Regions from separate parts of the Homo sapiens genome. Here region 1 is linked to region 2. Evidence: read pairs that join two places in POLR2A ChIA-PET (ENCODE). Cell type or tissue: MCF 10A. All regions are shown on one strand. Links, peaks and the distances in the headings refer to the core of each region. The heading gives the core; the rest is flanking DNA.

Region 1 (10,331 bases), core at 711-8,710, 55 kb before region 2:
TCTATATAAAGGAAAAATAAAAGTAAATAAATTAAGCTTAAAAAGGAAAGCAGTAGGAAGGATATCAATGAGTTAGAAAATAGAAAAAACAGTATTAAGAAATTAATAGCTAATTTATTGGGGGAAAGTTAGAAAAACTACTAACTGAATCAAAGAAATGATAAGAAAAAGTAACAACAGGCCGGGCGCGGTGGCTCACGCCTATAATCCCAGCACTTTGGGAGGCCGAGGCGGGCGGATCATGAGGTCAGGAGATGGAGACCATCCTGGCTAACACGGTGAACCCCCGTCTCTACTAAAAATACAAAAAAAAATTAGCCAGGCGAGGTGGCGGGCACCTGTAGTCCCAGCTACGCGGGAGGCTGAGGCAGGAGAATAGCGTGAACCCCAGGGGGCGGAGCCTGTAGTGAGCCGAGATCGCGCCACTGCACTCCAGCCTGGGTGAAAGAGCGAGACTCCATCTCAAAAAAAAAAAAATAAATAAAAATAAATAACAACAGGAAAAGAAACCAAAACTATCCATAGGCCACTTTGCTCAACTCTGTGCAAATAATTATATAAATCTGGGTAAAAGGAATAATATTCAAGATATAGTGTCTGGCCCCAGAAGAGGCAGAAAGTATATTTCCACAGAAGAAACAGAGAATTGATCAAAGAGCTAATCCCTACCCAACGGAAAAAAAAAATGGTTTTAATAAAAACAGATGCAAATTGCTTCTTCTTTTTCTTTTTCTTACTTACTTTTTTTTTTTTTTTTTGAGATGCAGTCTCACTCTGTTGACCAGGCTGGAGTGCAATGGCACCATCTCAGCTCACTGCAACCTCCGTCTCCTGAATTCAAGTAATTCCCTGCCTCAGCCTCCCGAGTAGCTGGGATAACAGGCAGACACCACCACGCCTGGCTAATTTTTGTATTTTTAGTAGAGACAGGGTTTTGCCATGTTGGCTGGTCTCCAACTCGTGGTCTCCAGTGATTGCCCACCTCGGCCTCCCAAAGCGCTGGGATTACAGGTGTGAGCCATTGCGCCTGTCCTCAAATTGCTTCTTGAAAGAATTCCAACAATTCCATTTAAGGATCAGACCATTCTAAGGCCAGTTATCTTAGAGCTCAAGGAGTGGAGTGGAGGGAAGTAGATGGGTGGAGAGAAAACTTCCACATTATTTATAAAGAGAGTATAACATTGACACCAAAACCTCACATGGACTGCAGATAAAAGAAAACTACAAACACTTCCCATTTATGAATATCTATGCAAAAATCCTGATTAAAATATTAGCCTATTAAAAGAAAAAACACATCACTACAGGTGGAGCTTACCTGAAAAATTTTTAAATGACTTAATATTAAAATATATATTAATATAATTTATCAGATTACAGATACAAGGAAAATAATTACACTTATGTCCTCGGGTGCTCAAATAGCATTTAAAAAAATTAATAAGATACTTCCTTTAAAAAAATGCAATAAAATAGAAATAGACTAGATGTTATAATAAAAGTTTAGTCATTTCAGCCCCAAAACAAGCAGCATGCTTTCTGAAAATCACTACAATTATTTCCACTCGAGTAGAAATAAGACAAAAATAATCACTGCGTCCACTATTATTTACATTGTCTTGGGAGTACTGGCTAACACAAATAGGCAAGAGAAAGTAGTCATAGAAACTGTAAATGAGGAGTTAAAGCTATCCTATTTGCATATGATATGACTGGGTGTGTGCAAATATCAAAAGAATTCATTGGAAATCACAATTGGAAGATACACAATTGGTACGTAGAAATTAAAGATAGGTTTAGGGTTAGGGTTCACGAAAAGATGAACACATATAAATACACAAAAAAAATGACTAGTTAAAATACATCCTATGTCCTTGGATTAGAGGACTCAACATCATAAAAATTTCAGTTTTTCCTAAATTAGTATATAATTTACTATAATCCCAATTAAAATACCAAGAGGGTTTTTAAATTACATAAGATGATTAAAAAGTTCACATCTTAACCCAAAACAGACAGACAGGAAACTGAGTAAGAGTAATTGGAGGGAAGACAGGGATGTGACTAGGCTTGGCAGATACTATAAATCTTTAACAATTAAAACAGTATGGAACTGGTACTTGAGTAGACAGAGAAATAATGAAAGAAATTAGAAAGCACAGAAATATTCCAAATATATATAGAAGATTAATATATGGTAAGTACAGCATTTTCAATCAGTGAGACAAATATGGGCTTTTTAACAAATGGTATTGGGTCAACTGAGTAGCCATCTAGGAGAAATGAATAAATTTGATTCTTACATTATACTATAAACTAAGGCAAATTCCAAATGGCTCAAATATTTAAATATAAAAAATAAAGCCAAAAAATTACTAGCATGAGGTGGGAGCATGGGAGAAGACACAAGGCAATTCCTTATTTTCTTAGAGTGGGAAAGATCTAAATTTGATTAAAAATCTAGAAGCACTAAAGATTGACACCAAAGTCACATATGTGGCTAATTATATCATAAGCAAAGAAAAAAGGAAAAAGAAGAAACTGGAAAAAAAAAACATTTGCAAGTCATCTCACAAAAGACTAACCCCTAAAAATCAACAGAGAAAAAGCTTAATCATAGAAAAACAGTCAAAGGTGCAAATTAACAATTCACAGAAGAGGATTTATAAATAGCTTAACACATGAAAATATGTTCAACCTTACTCATAAGAGAAATGCAAATTAATATACTCTGAGCTATGATTTTCCACCTTTTAAATTGGCAAAAAAATCCAAAATCTTAATAACAAATTCAGATGGGAAAGTATTTTCATATATTGCTAGCAGGATTATAAATTGTTATTAATGATTTGATGGGCAATATGAAAACAATAAACCAATTTACAAGTGCACATTTTCTTTGACCCAGCAATCCCATGCAGTAGAGTTTTTCTTACAGATATACTACTGATGTACATACAAATTTTTAATGTATATACTTTTTTTGTAATAGCTAAAGATTGGGGTATTTGTTGTCTATTGCTGCATAACAAGTTACTCCAAAACTTAGCAGCTTAAAACAACATATATGTATTATCTCAGTCTCTGTGGGTCAAGAATCTGGGCACAAATTAGCTGGTTTCTCTGCTTCACTGTCCCTCACAAGGCTGCCATCAAGGTATCAAATCCAGGTCTGCAGTCTCATCTGAAGCCTCGAATGGGGAAGACTCTGCTCCCAAGCTCATTCAGTGGTTATTGGCAGCATTCATTTCCTCAAGGGCTGTTAGACTAAGGGCCTCAGTGCCTCACTGACTGTTGGTGAGAGGTTGCCTTCAGTTCCTTTCCATGTAGCCTCTCCCAAGTGACAGCTGACACTATCAAACATGCAAGCCAAGAAGGAAATAGAGAGTTGGCTAGCAAGACAGAGTCAATCTTTTGTAATCTAATCATGGAAATGACATCCCATCACTGTTACTGTATTGTGTTTATCAGAAGCAAGTCTGTAGATCTAGCCCACATTAAAAGGAAAAGAATTACACAAGGGCAGAAATACCAGAAGGCAGAGATTACTGGGAGCCATCTCCTATCACAGTTGGAGACAGCAACATGTTGGAAACTGGGCATATAGGTGATGGGTATCGAAGAGGTAATTCACTTACATGGTTCAAAAGTTATAAGATAATGAAAAGATCTTCAGCAAAAAGCTACTCAGTGTTGTAGGCATTAAATATCTTTTTGCATTTTCAAAAGTTTGAACCATGTAAATATATTAATAAAATTTTTAAAATAAAATGCATCTATTTTTGGTGTAGGCTTATTATTCTGCAGGAATTCTCTGACTTTTATTCTCTTCCGGCAAATCTCATTTATTTATTTGGAGCACTTATCAGACTTTGCAAGTATATAATTGTTTGCAATATTAACTTGTTTATTGTTTGTCCCTCTCACAATACTTTAAGCTTCAGGAAGACAAGGGCCAGGTCTGTTTCATTCATCAATGTATTATCCAGTACAGGCACAATGCCTGGCACACAGTGGGCATTCAGTAATTACTTGTTGAATATTGAACAAACCAATGAATGATGCAAGCAATAAGAGTGAAAATGTATCCTTTTTTAAAATCCAGATGGCATGAGATAGTTGTTGTCCTGTCATTGTACCTCTATCATACCAGATTTTGATGTATTTTACACACCTATGATCTTCTTGGGAGGTGATTAAACTTGATACAAGAAATATAATAGATATCAAATGTATTAATACGACCTCAAGTTTTAGCTCTAATCTATTTAATTATGACATTCTTATGACATGTAATTATTGATCCCCTACTAGGTATCATCAGTACCCCTATTCTCAGGGAGTCTAAATTACAAAATAAAGAAGATATTCATATGCACAAATGAAAATAAGGTACAAAGGAATAAATATGAGCATTCTAATAAAATTCTTTGGAAATCAGAAGACAAAGAAATTGTTTCCATCTGGAAGGAATGAGAAAAGGCTTTATGAAGGGAATAACATTTAAAGTGGGTCTTAAATAGTGGGTAAGACTCGAGGTTTGGAAAATAACAGAAAAGGACATCCTAGGAGCAAGGAGAACAAGATTCAGTAAATGATACAGGGAAAGTGTGAGGCATGTATGGGCAGAGGCAAATAATTTGGGATAAGGGAACCCTGGGTGTGAGGTGGGGAGCAGAGAGAATTGAGATTGGAGACATAGCAGATGATAGTTATAAAGTGTTATTTACACTTTGCGTTTTATTGGATTTTGGATTTCGTTACTAAGAATTAGAAGTCACTGACAGAGTTCAGTTAAGGAGAAACATCTCCAGATTTTATAAAGCTCATTTGTGCATCAGTGTAGAGAAAATCAGAAAGGTGAGCCTTGAGGCAAGGGAAAAATCAATACTTGAAATATTTAGGAGTAGGAGACAGCAGGGCAAGACAGCAGGGCAATTCACACTCCTAAATTTTGAGATATAGACTGTATGTGGTATGGAGTTCAGGGAAGGGAGAAATCAAAATAAGGGCTGGCGAGGCCTGGGAAGACCTTTGATTACCCAGTTATGAGGGCGTGCCTTCTGTGAGTCTTCAAGGAGCTGCCACTGCTGCTGCCTAAATCACAATTCTAGTGTTGTTATAGAGCTTTGCTTTGTATTCAAGTACAGATCAGGACTCCAAAACCTGGCTTGTTCCTTGTTACTAAAACGACTAAGTAATTACATAGTTTTAACTCTTCAAATAATACAGTATTTAGTTAGAGTGATCTAAGAAAAAGCAAAATGAATTGAATTTTTTTTTTTTTTTTTTTTTTTTTTGGGGACAGTCTCGCTCTGTCACCCAGGCTGGAGTGCAGTGGCGCGATCTCGGCTCACTGCAACTTCTGCCTCTCGGGTTCAAGTGATTCTTGTGCCTTGGCCTCGCAAGTAGCTGGGATTACAGGCATATGCAACCACGTCCTTCCAGAAATGTATTTTTGTAGTCAATTTAGCTATATGTCAGGTAACAGAGAATGTGTTAATTTGCTCAAGCAATTAAACCACATCCGAAACAGCAGCTGCAATTGGAGTCACCAACTGGTTAATTTTACAATAGCCCACTGTTACTCTCCAATATCCATCTGCTCTCTACTATACCCACCAAAAAAATGAGTTGCAATGGAATGTGGTGGGAATCACCACCCCTGCATCCTTCAAGAAGATGCACCCCTTCCTCTTCAAAGGTGGCCCTAATCTCTACAATCCCTCTGGGAATGTGGTACCGCTTTTGGCTTACTATTTTCATTAGAAAGGCATTCTAGTGGCTTCCTCTTGGCCTTTCCCACAATAACAGCTGACACTCCACAGGTTAGAGAACCAATGCAAGGATTCTGCCAATTGCTGAGTATGTCTATTCTAATTTTCATTTTGGAACTGGGGAGATAACCATGGTACAGTTTTGGGAACACACCGGACCTACTGTTTGAAGGACCTGAGCTAAAACTTCATTGATCACCTGACCTCCATAAGCCCCTACTCCACCTGAAGGGCCACAGTGACATTTTGGGTCTCCTAGAACTTGTTTTGGTTAACAGCCAGTGTCCAGTATTCCTCAAAAGTCTGGTTATTTCCTTTTTTTCCAATGCACAGTCACTCTGGTTGAAAGTCATAGGTCCCTTTGGGAAAGGCTGGAAGAAAGATTAACAGTATAAATTTTTGGCAGCGTAGCAGGGTCCTTCCTCAAGAGGACCAGACTTCCCCTTCATTCAAAGCGTTCTGGGTCTGTAAACTGGCTCAGGTCTGGGAATTGGTTGGGAAACTATGAAACTATAACGCCATGTTTTGATGGTTCAAGTTAGGCTTGACCTAGAACTCTTCTACTTATACAGATCAAGTAAGAAATTAGTAGATTATCATCTAATTCTCTTCTAGGGACACCATGATCAGCTAGCCAATATCACGGGTCTCTGGGATTCAGACTATTCTGATTTTTGCTTTGACACCACTATCTACTATGGTAACCACACCCACTTTGCCTTTAGTGATTTAAGTGCCACCAATTAACCCCTGCCACCCAAGGATCTAATTATCCCCATTGCATTTAGGGAAATGCTAATAGTTTGTTGGCAGCAATTTCCAAGTGTAATTTCACAGAAGAGTGACCACAGAGCTCTTCAGGGATGCTGGAGCATCCTCACAAATTTGAGATCTCCTTGGATATATCATGCCTTCAGCCCTATGCCTGCTGTCATCACTGTTTTGTGTGGCACTGAAGTCTCTCTGGCTGCTACTTGAAATCAAAGTAGCCCCTGTTGTTCTGCCTATCATTGTAGGCATTGCTCTTACTGCCGTGGGTATAGTGGTCCTGACCGGAAGATGCTTCCATATCATTTCTACCCGGCCAGAAAGCACCATGGTGCCAGTGCTGCAAGCCTGTATGGTGTTGGTTCATTTAAACTACTTTTTAGAAGAAATTTAGAACAACAGTGAAATCCTTGTTGTAGCCCAGCATCCATTGCTGTTCTAGTTAGTATAGCCCAAATTTCCTTTGGCAAACTTTCTCACCATTTTTTTTTTTTTTTTAGACAGAGTTTTCGCTCTTGTTGCCCAGGCTGAAGTACAATGGTGTGATCGTGGCTCACCGCCAACCTCTGCCCCCCAGGTACAAGCGATTCTCCTGCCTCAGCCTCCTGAGTAGCTGGGATTAAAGGCATGCGCCACCATGGCCAGCTAATTTTGTATTTTTAGTAGAGACAGGGTTTCTCCATGTTGGTCAGGCTGTTCTCGAACTCCCAACCTCAGGTGATCCGCCTGCCTTGGCCTCCCAAAGTACTGGGATTACAGGTGTGAGCCACCACAGCTGGCCCTCTCACCACTCTTAATCCCATTATTTGTGTAAGACTAATGCTACCCAAAGACAGACAAGAGGGTCCTGATAGGCTGAAGCCAGGCAAGGTATCCCATTCCCCTGGCCATAGTTAAGTGAAGAGAAGTACACAAAGCCCAGGCCTGAGCCAATCAGCACTCCATTCCCCTAGCCATGGTGATAGTGCAATAGTACTATAACTTACATAGTTATAATTAATAAGTTAATTAATAATCTACATAAGTTATATAATTGTTACATACTTAATAAGTTACAACAAATAACTTAAATAGTTACATAGATAGTCTTACAACTGGTAGTATGGGATTATCTCTGATCTATTATACAATCCAGTTAATCAGTGACAATCTATGAAATGGGATTTTAAAAATTACTGGCTTATTGTTTTTTCTGATTGGCCTGAAAATGTAGGTGTCCATTACTCTCTATTTTACAGGGATACTTATTAGTATGTCTTTTTTAATTTTATTGTCTAAGGGGAAAAAAAGCAGGGAGAAATTTTCTGTAGGAAAATATTCCATATTCTGGTTAAGACCTGTTTCACCTTTCCTATCCCTGCCCCAAGGCTAATCATAAATAAAATTTTAAGTGATACACCACATGCTCTTTTCATTGTCTCTTATAGTCTTTTTTCTCCAGTTAGGATCCAAAGGGCTGAGTCATGGACTGATTCAGATAATAATCATGCAGAGATAGCACCTCTGCACACACATACACACACACACACACACCAGCCACATGTTTGAAGGTGTGTATGCTGCACAAATCCAAAGGGCGCCTTTACATCCTAGGCCATCAGTGCCTCTGGTGCCTAGACTTTGGGGCTGCCTTTGAATCTCATGAGCATCAACAAAGGAAGGTCACCCCTGGAGTCATAGTTTGTGATTTTTAACTATGTGTGAACGGCTGACAGAAATATGGACTCTCTTGCAAGGAAGATGGACATGTGCACCTGCACACAAAATTTGTACACAACTGTGAGTCACTGACAAACCCTCTGAAACACATTCATGGACCAGAGGTTAAGAACACCTTCCTTGACTCGACAAAGCTCTCTTAGTTCTTCATGCTGATCCTTTAAAACAGATTTTAAAGGCTTTTAGTTCCATAAGTGCCCTATTATCCTTGCTGGAATCTACAAAAGCCAGAGCGGACATTTTAAAACATTGTATTAGATGCTAAGTCATTACTTCTTGTTAATCAATAACAAACTTCAATCATTTTTACAAGATTGAAGACAAAGAGACTTTGCACTCTAATAGAACATCTCGAGTCTTTTTTTTCTCTCCCACTTGCTTTAGGTGTTTGGGGACCTGTAAGTAGAGCCACATCAGAAGGTAAGGCAGCAACAAAGCTCTTAACTCTCTTTCCATCCTCACTTATTCCCCCTTGCTTCTGCAAAGGGTATTTGAAGGTTATGCTCATCTATGCCTAGCTCTTCTAGGGGAAGCATTTTCTTTTCAGTAATTTACTGAAAGTAAAGTGCCATCCATTACTTGCCTTTCTATTGCATGCAATGATTTGGAACTGCTGGATGTGTTTGTTTGTCTCGGTCTAATGGTCTCTAAAGGAATTTCTGATCACAATCATCACACTGCATTCTGTTTATTTTCACATACTGGCTGCACATCTAGCTGTTCAGCAGTGCATACAATATCTGAACTCAAAGTAATTGCCAGGTTTGTTTGCAGATGTATTACCAGGGAGATTTGCTCAGGGCAGGCATGGTAGACCCATGCCTGAAAGAGAAGAAAAGGACAAATCAAAATTGCATTTGAACTAAAGGATGGCAGCCCCAAAGGACAGACTAAGAGCTGTAAAACAGTTCCATACTCATGAGTGTGGAGACATCACTTATATCTTCTATTCCCCAACACCCAACATCCAACTCACCAGAAATTTTGATGGTTCTACTTTCCAATTTCACATCCAAAGCCTACTATTTCTCACTGCCTCACTACTGTCACACTGTTGCAAGCCAATCATGATCTGTCATCTGGTTTACGGATTATGGCAAATGCCTCCTAACTGGCCCCTTTGTTGCTGCTTTGTTCTGTCACTGTCTCATCTCCACACAGCAGCCACGGTATCCCTTTAAAATGGAACTTGGAGTATGTGACTTATGCACTCAAAACTCCAAACAGCTCGCCATCTCACAGTGAAAACCAAAAGCTTTTGGGCAGGTCCTGCCTGGTCTACCTCACCTCCTGAATGACTCCCTGACCTGGTCGCCAACCACTGTCGCTGACTCTGCTCCAGCCACACTGGCCTCCTGCGGTTCTCCATCGCAGGCCTTTCCCCGTGGGCCTTTGCACTGGGCTTTTCCTCTGGCTGGAATGTTCATTTCTCAGATAAATACATAGTTAACTCCTCCATCTTCAAGTCTCCACTCCATTGTCTCCCTACAAAAACCATCCTGAGCACTCTTTAAGAAACTGAAACCCATCTGCCATCCCACTTCTTTTCCTGATTAAGGAAAAAAGTCTCTCTTTACAACATAGTATATTGTTTACCTATTATTACGGGTATTGCTTATTGTCTATTCCACCACATTCCACTATAGCATTCCCTTAAATTTGAATGTAAGTTCCATGGGGGTGAGATCTTGTTGTGTATCCACATGTGTATCCATTATTTAGAATAATATGCCTGGCATATGGCAGGCAATCAGTAAATATAAGTTAAACAAATTGTATGAATGAATTTATTAATGAATAAATGAATTTATTAATGAATAGTCAATGTCAAATTGACCACACACACAATTCTTAGAGCACATAAAACATGACTCAGGTCATCATAGCTCCATTATTGTTTCTTTCAATATTCTTTAACATTTTTTTCCATTTTCCCTCCTCCCCCGTTATTTCTTAGACTTTTGTCTTACCTGATGCTGTTTTTACCAGATTACCTTCCATACCATAAATAAGGTTTTAAAGTGACATGTGGAAAGCTAATTTTTTTAATTTTTAAGTTCTGGGATA
Region 2 (10,331 bases), core at 818-8,817:
TATACATCTGGGAATGTGCCTGCAGTACTGCATATGTGAAATAGGCAAAATTAGATCCAGCAAAAAGTTAAAAAGAAAACACCACAAAAAAATCTATTGTATAGCAAAAGTTGGCAAATTCCACCTTTCAAATACAACCCTGACTTCCAAAACTAGGCCTCAGCTGCTGAACAAATAGATTCTGCCCTCTCTTACTCTTCACCCCCAAATACAGATGGCTTTGAACTGTTTTGTCTAGCTAAGCTCAAGTGTAATGTAAAATAAAAATAAAAGGCATCTTTCTGGCTAACGGTCTAGACACACTGTCAAATGTTACAATACAGAACAAAATATATGTTGCATAACTGGAAAATCAGCTAAAAAAGAAAATGCTAAATTGGAGACACTTTAGCCACCATTGCACATCCAATATTATAAATGCTTAGCTTAAATGCCTAACAGATAATATATTATGTTGATGTGTTTACACTGAGACCACTTGCTTTGAGCTCTCACTTATATACCATGGCTTCATTTATTTGCTTCATTTGTTTGCAGGAACTATGAAGTGAAATCCACCAACATTCAAAAATGGGCTCACAAACCACTTCGATAAAATTAAGTTTTACTTTACATATGAAAAGGTTATAGAAGAAATAAAATATTTTAGCTTAAAAAATATTTTAAATTGTATCTTTGTTTACTTGTTACAGTCTGTCTAGTAAATTATATTCAACAAATATTTTTGAATGAATGAATGAATTCATCATAAATAATGTATTTTTACAAATAGGGTGGTGTATATTTTATATTTGTACAGAAGACTTCCTAAATTCTATTTGTTTATTTTCTGGGCTTTCCTCCTTAAGCAAAGTAAACCATCAGATTCACAAAGAACCAAAATGAGACAGCTAGAGTAATAAGAACAACAGTCATGGGTATATCTATTCCTGAGGCCCTAGATTGCTCCCCATGAGGAAAAGTTCACTTAATATAGCATCTACCACAGTCTCTAGCACAGAATAGTTAGCTGTTGGCGATAATGATCATGGCAATGGTAGTGCTGATGGTCAAAGGAGTAAAAGCCATAGTAGCTACTATTCATATTACTAACTGTGTATCAACTCCTGATGACAATTAAAATGCAAGTATTACATGTCAACTTCAATTTAAGACAGAAAGCACCGAAATTGTCTCCATAGTCAATTAAAAGTTACTAATAGGGATAAGCTAAAACCCAAGTCCCCCAACTAGTCCAGTATTTAATTCAGCCCTGGTACAAACATCCCAGGATCTGAAACCAATACACATAGTCTTTAACTTCTTCAGTTTCTAGTATTGCACTGGAATATTTAATTGAATGATGATTAGAACTACCATTGGGGGCCTATATTAATTTCTATTTATTCTTTGTCTTAAAGAACAAAGCTAAAATCCCACTGTCCTTGGAGTTGATACTACACAGCTTTAGCATTTCAGCATTTTCTAACTCAATGGTATAAAATCTAGCTAAATAACAAAATCACCTGTGAGCTTTCTATAAATGTAGAAAGCCAGCCTCCATATCAGACATTCTGAATCAGAATAAGACACAGTACCTGCTCTGGAAAAAGATAGCCTAGCAGGGGAAACAGAAAAAAATCACAGGGACCTCAAATATTCAAATATCAGAAACAGGCTATAAAACAAAGATGCTTACCATGTTTAAAGATATAAATGCTAAGCTTGAACATTTCAGCAGGGAACAGAAACGATAAAAAAGAGACCCTGTAGATATAAAGAAAAACCAGACATTCTAAAACAGAAAAATGCCGTAACTGAAATTAGGATATCAATGAATGAGCTTAACAGCATATTAACACAGCAAAATAAAGAATTAGTGACAGAAGAAACTATTTAGAGTAAAGCATGGAGAGACAAAAGATAGAAAACACAGAAGACAGGATAAGTAAAATAAAAAATGTAGAAAAAAGGTAAATGAAGAAAGAATGGGGGCAGGGGCAAAATCTACAGAGGCAATTACTAAGCATTTTCCAAAATTGATGGAAAAACTCAATCTACAGATTCAAGAAACCTGGTAATTCCCAAGCAGAATAAACAAGCCAATCAAAATAAGCAGAATAAGCAGGATCATAAAAATAAAACAAAAGATAAAAGCAAAAAATCTTAAAAGAACCTAGAGAAATAAACAAAAGTCACCCTCAAATGTAACAAGAGCAATAACATAAGCCACAAAAAAGTAGATGAAATCTTTAGTGCATGAGGAAAAATTAGTGCATGAGGAAGCTTGTGGGAATGATGGATATGTTCATTATCTTGAGTGTGGTGAAGGTTTCATGAGCTTTTTATTAAGTATGTGCAGTGCTTGGGACGTCAGTTATATCTCCACAAAGCAGTTTTTAACAGAAAACATGGGATGCAATAAAGCGGTACTTAAAAGCAAAATTTATAATCATTGAAATACATTTCAAGAATATTTGACACCAACCAGGTGCAATGGTTCATGCCTGTAATCCCAGCACCTTGGGATGCCAAGGTAGGGCAGACTGCTTGAGCCCAGGAATTCAAGACCAGCTTGGGCAACAGGGCAAAACCCCGTTTCTACAAAAAATACAAAAATTAGCTGGGCATGGTAGCTCGTGCCTGCAGTACCTGCTACTAGGATGGCTAAGGTGGGAGGGTTGCTTGAGACTGGGAGGTCGAGGCCGCAGTGAGCCATGAGTGTGCCACTGCACTCCAGCCTGGGCAACAGAGCAAGATCCTGTCTCAAAAAACAGGAATATTTGCCATGTTCTGAATGTTCTAATGACAGTGGGGTCATTAACCAGAGCAGGAAACCCAGAAAGAGCAAAGATTTTGTTCCGTATGGGAGAATGACAGTGGACGGTGAATCGCTGAAAACAAAGACAATGAGCTTTGATTTAGACAAGTTAAAATCCCTTTTAGAATGTTGGATATAGGCCAAGGCGGGTGGATCACAAGGTCAGGAGTTCAAGACCAGCCTGGCCAAGATGGTGAAACCCTGTCTCTACTAAAAATACAAAAATCAGCCACGCGTGGTGGTGGGCACCTGTAATCCCAGCTGCTTGGAAGGCTGAGGCACAGAATTGCTTGAACCCGGAGGCGGAGGTTGCAGTGAGCCAAGATCACACCACTGCACTCCAGCCTGGACAACAGAGAGAGACTTCGTCTCAAAAAAAAAAGAAGAATGTTAGATATTCAGGTCTAATATCTGAGGGGAAAAAAATCAAGGTTGAAGGTATTTCTGTATCCCCTAGAATGCACAGGACAATGCTGGTCACATAAGTAAAAGTTCTTTTAACCAACATCCATTTAACCAACCAACATGCTCCATTCCTTCTATAATGTGTACCCATGCCCTGAATATTTGTTGATGATAGACAACTCTCCAATATGTCCATGCACTTCTATTCTCACCAGTAGAGCTATATGCTTAACAAGTCAAATTGTGTATGTTCCCAAATCACTGTGCCAGTTACCCTTATCATTGTAATTATTTTATTTAATTTAATATTACATAAATGAATGAAAATTAAGCGAGAAAAGATAGCATTTTTCTATAGAAGCCAAGTTGAATATTGTAGAATGACTCAATAAAGGCAAAAAATAAATTTAATGTTCCAATAAATGTGAAAATTTGATTATAAAATATTGGAAACAAAAACATCAAAATGTAAAACCCCACATTCAGATGGTTTCATGTCTTTAAACGTTTGCTTCACTTTAAAGAAATGAAATTGGAGAGACAAAGCAGACTGTGGCCCCTCACAGATGCAAAGACTTTGGCCCCGCAACAAAATATTGATGAGTGAATTTATATGTGTTAAAATGTCTGCAGTATGTACATATCTTTTATTATGACTATTCCCTAATTTAAGTGCAGCCAACTGGTAGTTTCATCTATACCACTTAAGCGGGCTTCTACTGTAGTTTTCTGAACTCTATTGATTTTTCTGAATTTTATTCTAGTTCTACAATCCAGATGGAGTGATATAATGCTGCTTTCTTGCTACAAAGTAAATGCACATAGTTCTAACTGAAAAGATGGAAGAATCAGTACTCCAAAGGCTCCAAATACAGCAGCATGTTCTATTTTATGATGTCATGCCATGAAACAGACTTTGTTAGCAGACTGCTGGCTGAAACAGGTATACTTCTTTGACATTATCCTTATTGAAGGGGCTTGACTAAAGAAGCTCCCACTCCACAGAAAAAAGATAAAGAGTGCCTGTTAAGAACTGTCAGCATTGAGTCTTATTTGACCAATTTATGCAAAAGAGAATGCTGGCTTCCAAGAGATCCTGAAAGATGAGAAAATTACATAAAAATAGAAGAATCTTCAGAACTTAAGTTACTAAGGAAAGTGCTTAAAAGTGAAAAATAGAATTCAATGTATAAAAAATGACATGATCAAACAAGGTAGACCATTTATTTATTTCTGGCCCACAAACCAGCAGATCTACTTGTCTACTCCAGAAGTTTTGAATGTTAGAGACCCACAGGATAAAAGGAAAAATGAAGATTGGCCCAATGCCACTTTAATTATACTATGATGCAACTAAAGAACCCACATGAGAATTACACTCTTTTCCCACATCTACATCAATATACATATAGAGCCATACAGAAGTCACCATGGCTTTAGATACAAACCACACACACACACACACACACACACACACACACACACACACACACAAAGAAGGAGAAATACACACCCACCAGGATGGTAGATCACTATCTTTTTAATGCTAAAGGCACTACAGAGACAGAGTAAAAAAATCATAAATAAGCTATAAAGAATGAGAGAAAGGAGAGAGGAGCTACACAGCAGAGACAATCCATTTTTCAGAACTTCAGGAAATGAAAATATTCCAAGGACTCTCAGATAAGAATAAAGTATGGGGCCTGGAATCAAGATAAAAACTAAAAGAAGAGATTGTTTGGCTTCTGAGGCTGTAAACATTGCTTATATAGGCAAATATTGAGGGCTGAATTTGAGGTTGGAGATGAAGCCAGTATGTCTGCGGTCCAGACTGTATTGTTGTTTTAAGTGGTATAAAGAAAATGTCTGGGTGTTTTTTCCAGTTTGTGCTAAAGATCTGAAAATAATGAAACATTTGTCCATTAAAACAATAAACTCTTAGAACAGAAGTACCCTGTGAGTCATTCTGATTGACCAGACTGGGAATACAAAACAAAAAACAATGACTAAAAAAACCCATTCAGCTAGGTATTTCAAGATACTGCATAAATAATTTTTACTCAGTACCCTATGACTCAACATAGGAGTCAGGCAGGACTCAACAGGTATTTGCTGAAAGCATGAGCCTGGAAAGAGAGCAGGAAATATACTGAAAGACGTGGCCTTCTATAGCAAACATTCAGCAGATGGGGTCTTTACTACCCAACTATCCAATTATCCCCACCCACTGAGTTGCAAAAGTCATCATAATAAGAAATATTTACTGATGAACGGACTTCCATAAAATTAGTACTTGCCCAAATAGCTCTCTCTCTCTTCAATATCAGCAGCTATCTCTGCCCATTATGGTAATCCCTTTGGTCAGTCTTTCAGTGAATGTTGATTATATAAATACTAGCCAGTGCAATGCAAACCCAAAACTAATTGAAATTGCAATTCTCACAAAAGATGGACTTCCCGAAATTGATAAAAGGGATGTCAGAGGACCATTTAAATCACATGCAAATCCATTAAACATCTGAAAATCTGGCAGAGTCAGGACTTTCACAACGAAGAGAAAAATAAAGCAAATAACACAACAACGCACTCTTTATAATCAAGCTATAAAAGTCAAATAAAGGAATTTTTATCATGCTACCATATTTTATCAGAAAAACAAGACCAAAAACAAAGTTCACGTGACTCATTCTTTGTTCTAAAAAATTAGTACATAGTTGTAATATAACCTAAAAATTGTTAAATAAAATTTTTCTTTAAAAATCATCTTCATAAATTTTAGTTTCGTTTTCCCAGATAAGTCCTAATCAAAAGTTTTCTTCCTTATTTATAATAGAAGTTAGGTATTGGTTTTAGGGAGATGCACATTAAATAGTTATTTTCATTATCAGCTGACCAACTCTTACGGTACTTGATGAACTGAGTTATCTGCCCAACAACATTACTAGTTTATTATCATAAAAGGTTATAGCAAGGGCATCTCTCAAAACATGCCTGGCCAGCAAAGGCAGGCTGCAATTTACGGCAGGACAAATTCATCAGTGAAGGATTACCTAAAAACAAAAGCCTAGTAGACTTCACAGGTATATGTTATTGTCATATAACCCGATGCAGCCTACTCCTTGGATATTTCCCTAAGCTCATCCTCAGTTAGGGGAGCACTGAGTATTTGAGATGGAAAGAAATTGGTTGGTTCCTTGATGAAATTACCGACCTGAGCCAACAAGTTAAAACTTTTGGAACCAGCCTTCCTTGAGATATCTTGTTATATGAGATATTAACTTGTTTTGCCTTGTAATCATTTTTATTTGGGTTTTCTGCTGTTAATTGCAGCTAAATCATCCTCACTTATACACATATCATACATATTTCGAAGGTACAAAAGCCTTAAAGAAAATCACAACTTAGTTGTAGAGGGAAAACTAATGTATTTGAAAAAAACAAGACTATTTTTGCTTAATATAAAATGTACACTATTTTTAGACATACTATAAGAGCTTTAAAAAGAATATGCTCCAGTAGTCATACAAATAAAGCATTTTAAGTAATAAAGCATTGAAGAATTATATTAAAGTTAAGAATACCTCATGGGAACACCATGAGTTGGAACATTTAAGAATTGAAAGAGATCTTAGAAATTTCCTGGGAAAGAGAGAAAAGTAAAGTATTAAATATAACGTCAATGACTTTAGCTGAGTCTTTGACATTATATTTAAGCCAAACAAAACGAAAAAGCATTACAAAAAACCAAAACAATAATGCCACTGACAAAATTATTACAATGAAATGGAAGCTGCCATAGGCATTACAGGAAAGTTCTTAAAACGACTGAGGATGTCAAAGATAAGAAAGTAAAGAAATAGGGCCAAAGGTATAGTACTCAGATTCTAGGTGTGGAGTAAGGTGCTAGGAGAAATTCAAGTAATTACACAGCATCAATCAATCAATAAAACAGAACAGCACAAGTTGCAAGAGTGGAAAGTCATCTCTCTCATGACCACTTGAAATCCTACTTCTAGGCTGTGGGAACATGAGCTTCCTCCTGTTACAGAAGTGAAGGCTTTAAGTAAGGAGCCCTAGAACAGATACACCTGAAGGAGCCTTTACACGCATGGATTACTCTGAATTTGAAAAATACTTTCACATACATTACCTCATTTTATTTCTATCACAATCCTTCAGCCAGGAAAGAAATATTATTAATCTCATTTTATAGATGAAATAAAGGCCCAAATTTAGTGGACTGTTTTAAATAGTATTATAAGCTGAAACAAACATTATAAACTTAAAATTATAAGGGTTTTAAGAATATGTTCAAGTAATCATAAAAATAAACTTCATTTTTCAAAATTACAATGATTCACTTACTCTCAAAGGTATTTTAAAAGAAAATCTACTGTTCCTGTCATAACTTATGCACACTTTCCAGCCATTACAAAGATGGCTTTAACCAAACGTCATTCAAATTGGCAGCTGAAAATTATATGCTTCCAGAGACACCAAATAGAGATAATGAATGCAGCAGATTTTCAGTTCAACTAAAGGGCAAATTTTCCCTTCTTCATAATTTCTAATTAAAACCTGTGCAATGATCTTCTAGGGCGCTGGGGGGGATATTGAGTCCTCATTTCTCATATCTCCCTGGGAAGGAAGGGAACTTCCCTAGGAATAAAAAGTAGAAAGCACACTCCTAGTTTTTTTCCACCCCTTCACTTACAACTCTCCTGAAAACAAGGAATGCCTTTGCTTATTGGTTACTCTGAAGCCAGGCTCACTTGGCTCAGCCCTTTCCTCTCATTTTCAGAGCCAGCTGGTTTGTAGGAGCTAACACATGTCCTGTTAGAGGAGCTCCTTCGTGTCCTGTTATACGAACAGCCTCTGCCTCCATGGGGAAGGTCTCCAGTTGTCCAGCTACGCCAGTGACAAGGTCAGTATGTCTCTTTAATTCAGAGGTGAAGTATTAACAAGTTCACTTGGCTACAGATCTAAAGTCATGTTCTGCCATCAGTTTTCTCAGTAGTAAAGTTAACACTCTGATCTCGAATTATCTTTTGTCTCATTTCTCAGTTGGTTACACAGTTGGGAGGAAAATGAGAAGATGTCCTTTACTGGTCCCTAAAGCTAGAAGCAAGGATGGGGGGTAAAAATAAAAAAGAAACCAGAGAGAGAAGAGTGTTTTTTCCTCCCCGATCTCATTATTTTTTAAAGCACCTGTATTAAGAATCTACATACATAGTTAATAAGATGGTTGTGTCATATCAAACACCACTAATTGTCAAGTGACAGTATCAACATGACTACACAAGCTCGGGAAGGGTTAAGAGGCCAAAACACTGAAGATCTAATGATGGAAACTATACAAATACGGGAAAACAAAAATGAATAGTTTTTGCCTCCAGGAACAAGATCAGAATTTGATACAGACTCTAATTAGATTAGATGACCTGATGTTTTAAGGACTCTTCCAGATTTAAAATTCTGATTTTCTTTCTTTTTTTTTTTTTGAGTCAGAGTCTCACTCTGTCACCCGGGCTGGAGTGCAGTGGCGCAATCTCGGCTCACTGCAACCTCTGCCTCCCAGGTTCAAGTGATTCTCCTGCCTCAGCCTCCCGAGTAGCTGGGACTACAGGCACATGCCACCATGCCCGGCTAATTTTTTTGTATTTTTAGTAGAGACGGGGTTTCACCGTGTTAGCCAGGATGGTCTTAATCTCCTGACCTCGTGATCTGCCCGCCTCAGCCTCCCAAAGTGCTGGGATTACAGGCATAAGCCACCGCACCCAGCCTAAAATTCTGATTTCTATCCAAAAATCTGCTTGTAGGTTGCGTGGATCACTTCACATGTAATATTTTCTTTTAGTGGCTCAAGCAAAGTGCAGCTACAGAAACAAATCAATGAATAAACATGAACCTCTTATTCTTCATCTGTAAAAATGAAGATATTACCCTCTACTTCTCAGAGTTTTTGAAGGGATTGAATCAGGTAACATACGGAAAAAGTTCATCAAAATTCAGAACACACATTTTAATTTGTTTCCTTTTTCTATGGCATGAAGCTACTATCTTTTGCCACTAGATGGCAATGCTGCACCAGTAGGTCAGAAATGGGCCACATTGTACCAAGGAAAGTCTAGATCTTATTTAACTGCTAAAAGTTTCGTGTAAAAAATTAAATTTCAAGTTGTTTTCCTGGCATCTGATGAGGTGACAGATAAAATTTTGGATATTTAAAAGAAGAGGACATTTAAAAGAAACCAAAGTGCTAATGGTGCCCTTATTTTTCATTTTTAAATCTTAATTCATTTTCATTAAGAATGTGGATAATCTTTGAAAAGGGCATTGTACAAGGTAAGATATATGATGATAGCTAATAAAAATGACCATTTACCTCTGACCCCAAACTGAGAGAAACGATCTCATCCTCAAAAGCGGAATGTGTATCAATATGAGCGGGAATTCCTGAGATGGAAAACAGGACAACACGTCACTTCATTTTTTCCTTTAGTAGATTTAAGATGGCTATAAATGTAGCCTTATGCTATTAAGGTGAAAACATTGCTTGGTAATCAGGAAGGTACTATAATTTTGGTTAAAAGGAAACATTTAGGGTGAATGTGACTAAAACATACTAAAATAAACTAAAAATATCTTAACTTCAAGTTAAAGTGCCATTGGGGTTTGATCTAAAATCAAGGCTCAGGAGTCACTGATTAACTAGGACACTTAACTCAATTCCAGCCCAAGAGGAAAATGTGAAAGACAAATACAAAAGTCATTTTTACCTTCAAACACTGGATTCCCAAGTACTTGCAGAACAAAAGCAATAACCAGGTATAAAGACTAGGCGTATCAATAATTACGATATGGACTTCTCCACTGATCTATCAATTTACATTAACTCAGCACCTCTTAAGTAAAAGAAATGTTGCTACACGGTGAGGGTATACAAAGCCAGTAGGAGGGTCCCTGTCCTCAAAGAGCTTACAAGCCAATGGAAAGACAGCTAGGTAAGAAAGGCAAAGAAGAAATGCCCTGGCTGACTAGTTAATCTGGGGTCAAGCTTACTTGGCTCAGCCCTTCCCTCTCATTTTCAGAGCCAGCTGGTTTGCAGGAGCTAACACATGCTCCT

What was found. ChIA-PET counts read pairs that join two places held together with the same protein. Peaks named below come from ENCODE experiments on the same cell type or tissue, not always from the same donor. Only the 100,000 strongest peaks of a DNase experiment are listed, where the experiment ranks them.
Region 1: POLR2A ChIA-PET joins it to region 2 with 6 read pairs; 3 of 35 experiments call an interaction of 5 or more read pairs at or near these places.

Annotation. Positions count from the first base shown.
Region 1 is chr11:107,485,296-107,495,626 of GRCh38, forward strand. No RefSeq gene overlaps it. Among named protein-coding and RNA genes, the nearest start is that of CWF19L2, 33 kb to the left of the region's middle. In MCF 10A, for the core only: no CTCF peak of the experiment used is centred there; a DNase peak (open chromatin) is centred at 8,006.
Region 2 is chr11:107,540,163-107,550,493 of GRCh38, forward strand. It overlaps ALKBH8 (alkB homolog 8, tRNA methyltransferase), which reads right to left. Exons shown (of 12, transcript NM_138775.3): 7 at 9,591-9,661. Among named protein-coding and RNA genes, the nearest start is that of ALKBH8, 20 kb to the right of the region's middle. In MCF 10A, for the core only: no CTCF peak of the experiment used is centred there; a DNase peak (open chromatin) is centred at 5,219.